Linked DNA regions of Mus musculus: region 2 is linked to region 1. A link is a loop called in an ENCODE intact Hi-C map of the cell type or tissue named here. Cell type or tissue: heart. All regions are shown on one strand. Each heading gives the region's core, and the rest is flanking DNA. Links, peaks and the distances in the headings are about the cores only.

Evidence for each region. Hi-C counts contacts between places; a loop is a spot of excess contacts. Peaks named below come from ENCODE experiments on the same cell type or tissue, not always from the same donor. Only the 100,000 strongest peaks of a DNase experiment are listed, where the experiment ranks them.
Region 2: it touches region 1 in a loop (2.0-fold over the local background); 1 of 42 quality-filtered maps calls a loop at or near these places.

The regions. Positions count from the first base shown.
Region 1 is chr7:12,802,356-12,805,260 of GRCm38, forward strand. Zfp329 (zinc finger protein 329) reads right to left here. Exons shown (of 2, transcript NM_026046.3): 2 at 1,423-2,905. It also overlaps a transcript of Zscan18 not described here. Among named protein-coding and RNA genes, the nearest start is that of Zfp329, 15 kb to the right of the region's middle. In heart, for the core only: no CTCF peak of the experiment used is centred there; a DNase peak (open chromatin) is centred at 1,286; H3K4me3 peaks cover 1,587 bases; H3K27ac peaks cover 1,357 bases.
Region 2 is chr7:12,976,557-12,979,461 of GRCm38, forward strand. It overlaps Zfp446 (zinc finger protein 446), which reads left to right and starts at 1,292. Exons shown (of 6, transcript NM_175558.4): 1 at 1,292-1,556; 2 at 2,442-2,822; 3 at 2,895-2,905. The coding sequence starts at 1,296. In heart, for the core only: no CTCF peak of the experiment used is centred there; DNase peaks (open chromatin) are centred at 1,295 and 1,615; H3K4me3 peaks cover 2,165 bases; H3K27ac peaks cover 2,036 bases.

The DNA of each region.
Region 1 (2,905 bases), core at 113-2,612:
TTGCAGTCACAGAGACAGCCTTTTGTCATTCACTCAGCAAAAGTTTACTGAACTCTTAACTGTGTGCCTGGCTCTCTTCTAGGCAACGATGTTTAAGCATGGGACCTGATTTTGCACTGTAATGGAAGAGAAGTCGAAGAACAAAACATACCACTCTTACCATCAAATACTCGATCTACAAACTTAGGGTCAGATCTGTATTTGTTTTCTGGGTTAGAGATACCTGTTCCATTCTCTTGCCGCTACTTATAAAGCCAAGCAAAACTCAAAGAACGCACTGCCCAGGGTGGCAGACTTGTGCTCTGACTTCTGCTTTGATGTAGGTTCCTGGGCCCATACCCAAGCTTGTGAGGACTCTAGCGATTGCGGAGCTGAAGTTATCGTGGTTTAAATTGGTCATGATTTTGACAAGTTCCCCTGCTGTCTTGTGAGAACACAAGCGAGGAGGTGGTTGGATTCTGGGAATTTCTTAGAGGTAAAGGAAAGTATTTTGAAAACACAATGGGGAAAGTGTGTGACTAATAGAAAAAGAAAAAGCAAAACAAAACATCGAGGTGAATGCTGAGGAATTGAGAGAAAGAAGTCAGTTACAGAGAATACACTAGATGCTGAACTAAGAACTCACTTAAGTCAGGGATGTCTGACCTCGGAAAGGAGTGGATATCAGGGGCCTGTGGGTAAAGACAACCCAGTCCATGCCTGTATTGGCAGGTAGGGAAAGGCAACACTCAGCAGGGAGAGAAGGAAGACCTCTAGGAAGAGAAACAAAACACACACAGGTGCTGGGAGGGAACGCTGTCTATATGAGGAAAGGGATGGAGGGAAAGCAGAAAAAGGTCTGGTGGGCAGAAAGGCACAGAGAAGAAAGCTTGGGAGTGGACACAGAACACAGTAGGGATTCCAGTCCCTAATCCTGAGACCCAGAGGAGGAAGGGAGGGGGAGGAGCTGCGTCTGCGAGTGCACTTGGAGGGAAAGCAGCAAGATGCACACAGGCGGAGGAGTGCGAACCTCAGGGAGTCTGACCCAGAGTAAGAAGGAACCATTCTCCGCGTCCTGCGGGCCGAGGACGCACGTGACATTACGCACAACAAAAGGCCGCCAGCCCACGCTCAGCGCTAGATCCCAAGATGCCCAGACACGCAGGTCTAGGGCTCTGCTTCGCCTCTGCGGAAGGGGGAGGGGGGCGGACAACAAAGGACGAAGACACCACCTAAGAACCAGGGAGTCGCCCACTCACCTCCTTGGGCTCAACTCCCACGTGGGACGCTAGAGGTCTGCGCGTGCTCGCCCCAGGCTCCCGGATGAGGTGTTCCTGAGCTGCCTGACGTCACTAAAAGCTGAGTGAGGCTATCCCGGATAACCAGATCCAAGGCCGCAAGAGCGGACGCTTCCTTTTCCGTTGCTGTCTCGAGCTCTGCAGCTTTTAGTCCCGGCAAACTGCTGAGGCTTAATGAAAGGAAAACCTCGAGCCACCTGTCCCAGACTGCGCGAACCTCCTACGAGAGGTCATCCTTTTGCAATAGTACCTACCTACCCCTGTCTCCCCACCCTCCTTATGCGGGATGTGACCCAGGGCGCCCAGCGAGTCCAGCGCCCTTCCATTTGTTATCCCTAGGTAATCCCTAGGGATTGCCTTTCCTCAGCAATTAAAGAATTTAAAAGCAGGAAAAATCTCTAAGGTGACAGCAGCAAGGAAACTGAAACGTAGCACGCAGGAGCAGACAGAAATCAGCCCATTCAGAAGAGATTTTACTAGGGGGTAAGGAAGAACACAGAAAAGACGCTCTGTAAAGCAACCCAGCTTCCTCTCCGAGACAGTTTTTTCATCTTTTGACTCTTAAGTTTGGAGAGTTCGGTTTGAAGACAGGACAGGTGACTACAAAATGCAGTTGCTTATCAACTAGTTACCTGTCAACACCTGTACTATTCATCCAGCTACAGTATCCTGGGATTTCTATAACATGTAATGAATTTGGACACTGCCATGAATTTATTGGCTATTTGAATTTCCTCTTTCAAAACGGCACAGAACCAAAGCGTTTTCGCACATTTTCAATGAGGTTTTTTTTATTTTTTTAATCTTTGAGATGCTGGATCCTTAACATATTTAACTATGAGCTACAATGGTCTCTTTTTTTTATTGTCATTTCACTTATATGGACTTTCTGATGCATATGAATTCTTAAATTTACTATAACCTTTCTCTGATACCCATTTCACTTTAAAATGTTTGCCTATCCAAGATGACAAAAAAAAAAAAAGTTTGATATTCTCAACTAGAAGCTTCAAGCCGCCTTTCCATTTAAATAGTTTGTCTATCAAACTATAGCCCCTGGATAAATGCTACTCCGAATCTTGTGGTTTTGGACAAAGAGTATTTTATTATAGTTTTGTCTTTTGGTTGTTTGGGGTTTTTTTGTTTTGTTTTGTTTTGTTTTTTGTTTTTGTGGTTTTTGCAACTGAGTTTATGTAGTCCATGCTGATTGGAACTTGTGGCAATCATCCTGTTACTGCCTCTAAGCGCTGAGATTTACAAGTAAGCACCACCAGTCTGGCTTACTTTAAAAAATGAAACTGAATCTTCTGTAATTTTCACTGTGAAATACAATTTTTAAAAAATCAGAGTCCATATGTAAAACTTTATTGGACACATCCACACACATTTGCCTACAAATCATCTATAGCTCCTTCCACATTACAGTCATCGGTGGCTGAGTAGTTGCAGCGGAAATGATATTGAACACAGTTTAAAATACAACTTTTCCCTTGCAGAAAAAAAAAATGCTGATCTGTGGGATAAGGTATAGATTTTAACTATATAAATTATTTTCCCCAAACCACAAGAAAACACTTCACACCACTAGGGCAAAAAAAATAAATTAATATTGGTAAGGACATGAAGAA
Region 2 (2,905 bases), core at 143-2,642, 170 kb after region 1:
CTAACCTGGGGGAACTTAGATCCTGCCTCAAAAGATAAAATGTTTCATGGTTACATTGGCCAACCTAATATAACCATTATAATTAAGGACTGAGTTGGGGCTAGCTCAATGATAGTTTACCTATTAAATATGTGGTCTTAGATTTAATGGCCTGAACAAGGGAGAAATAAAGATGGTAATGGTCATGTCAAGCCCAGGGGTAAGATGTATACCATCACAAGACTCAACCAGGTCTATCCTGTGGCACATAGAAGGCTTAGAAACCAGCCTAGCAGGGAGGTGAGCACTAGAACAAAGGTGTTTCCAAGAGAGCTTTCTGGGAACCCCCTTAGGCCCCCTTAGCGCTTCTCCTCAATAGGTAGGTGGTGAGAGTTGTGTCCAGAGAATCTGTAAAAGACAAATTCTACCGACAGAACTGCTCAGGAGTTTTGGATGTAGAGAACCGCTGCTCTCTACAGTAGCTGCCAAGGAGAAGGTTCCTGGGTAGCAGAAGAAACCCAAGTAGGCAGATCGAGTTCAGGATTGAATGGTTTATATCACAGTCCAGCCACTTGATATGTGGAAATAAAACTAAGCCCATCTGCAATTAAGCTAAAAAGCCTCTAACTGTCGGATATGGGGGCCCATGCCTTTAATCTCAGCGAATGGGAGAAAGACTGGCAGAACTATTGAGTGAGCTCCAGGCTAGCTAGTAGGGTCTACAGAGTGAGTTCCAGGACAGCCAAGGACTTTTATTCTTTAAAGGCCCCATTCCCCCACAAACAAACAAAATGCCATCAACTGCCCATTGGGAGAAAAAAAATAAATATAAGTCATCTTGTCTAACTACATCCTCCTAAGTAAGGGTTGAGTATACCTCGTAATTTTAATCAGAAACCTCCGTCCTTATTTTCAGTAATGTTATCTGAAGACTATTAGTGAGGGTTGGTAATTACATGGTTACCTCCTCTGAGCACTTGTTCACCTGTAGGCCTACTGTCTCCACAATATCCAGGGAGCTTAACGGAGATCCGATGGAGGCCATACTGAGTTTTTCTCGCCCACCACCGCCTTTCACCTGGATTCCCAACGGGATTGTCTAGAACAGTCTGGACTCAAGAGGCCAAGGAGCCTCCACCTAGGCCTTCTCCGAGGCAGGGGGACCCTTACAGCTTAACTCAGAGAACAGCAAGAGGCCCTAAGTTGTGCGCTAGCTGTTACCTAGGAGACACAAGGAGCGAGAGTCCTTCCGGGAGCGCTAGCTCTGATTGGTCAGGATGCCTCTCTGGCCAATAGAAACCAGGTCCGTTGCGCACATGCGTAAGGAGGCTAACCCACAGTCGGCTCCGTCCTACGTGAGTCCTACGGCTGCGGTTGCAAGAGAAGAACGGCTGCCAAGTCAGGAGTGGGAACCCCCCCCGGAACTCTGCAGCAACGCGACCCCAAGGAGAGGAGCGAAGAGTCTCGCGCGTGAGAGGCCTTGGAAGCGTGCTGTCGTTCTTGCTGAGGCTCACGGGAGACGTAGTCCGAGCGAAGGGGGCCGATCCGGCGGAGCAGATGCAGGATTGGCCGGGCTGGTAGGGCAACGCGCGAGGCGGGGCGTTCTCTGAGTGGCAGTGGGACGTGCTCGGTGTCACTTCCTGGAAGTGCCCCAACCTCCTGGGGCTCTCCCACGCGTCAGAGGTGAGCTCACTCCTAGCTGGGCGGGCGCAGCTTCATAATCCGGCTCCTCGGATCACCGAGAGCACCTCCCAGCCGTCGGACCCACCCCTTTCCTGTGTCAGAGCCTGACACCCCAACTCTTGAGTTTCTCCAGAGCAGGACGGATGTCCCAAGAGAGCCGATTTAAAACCAGAATCTTAAGAGCTGGGACACAGGTTCCAGTTTACAACTCCACACAAAACGGGGCTGTTTGATTTTGGCTTTTGTTTCAGGGTTTCACATGCGTAGTAAGCTGAGGCAGTATGAGGCATCCACAATTCAGCTGCGATCAGCGAGCTGTGCCTCCCAACCCATAATAAGCTCCTGAGAATGCACCCAGGCTTTCAGCTCTGCCCCAGGTCTTGTACCTGTGTCTCAGAGCCAACTCTTCAGCTAGCACAGTGGTCTGCCTCCTGTCTGAAGCCTCAGGGCTCCAGGTCACCCAGGATGATGGTCCCACCCCCCTTCCCTCCGTGTCCTGCTTGACCCTTTGTCTACTGGATGAGCCACTTTCATCTCCCAGGAGCCCTGTGTTGTACCCAAATGTTTGAGCCCGTCATTTGCAGTTTTCTAGAAGGTCCCTGGACATTCCACCCAGTCATTTATCTTCAAAACAAAATACAGCTGCTCAACTGCTGTGGGGCTGCACCTCCCATGACCTTCTTTGAAGTTCTCCTGGCCTCAGGGTTCTCTTTTCCGGCTTCTAGGAGGGGTCTGGTGTGTGTCTTCTGACCTTAGATGACATTCTTCCTTTTCTGTAGGTCCCTCTGTCACCTCCAAAAAGACCCTTCAAAACAAGAATGCCATCTCCTCGGGGTACCCCACACCTATCCCTCAGAGACTCCAGGACCACCCTTGAGGAGCCTGAGGCTGCACGACTCCGTTTCCGGGGTTTCTGCTATGAGGAGGTTGAGGGACCCCGAGAGGCACTGGCCCAGCTTCGAGAGTTGTGTCACCAGTGGCTACAGCCTGAGTCATCCTCCAAAGAACACATAATAGAGTTGCTGATTTTGGAACAGTTCCTGGGTGTGTTGCCCCCTGAGATCCAGGCCTGGGTTCGAGGGCAGCGACCAGGAAGCCCCGAGGAGGCCGCAGTTCTTGTTGAGGGGCTGCAGCATGATCCTGGGCAGCTGCTGGGCTGGGTGAGTGAAATGACATTAGCTTCTTAGAAGGACAGATCGAAGGGAGAGCCCCTGTGACATGATTCTCTTCAGATCACAGCCCA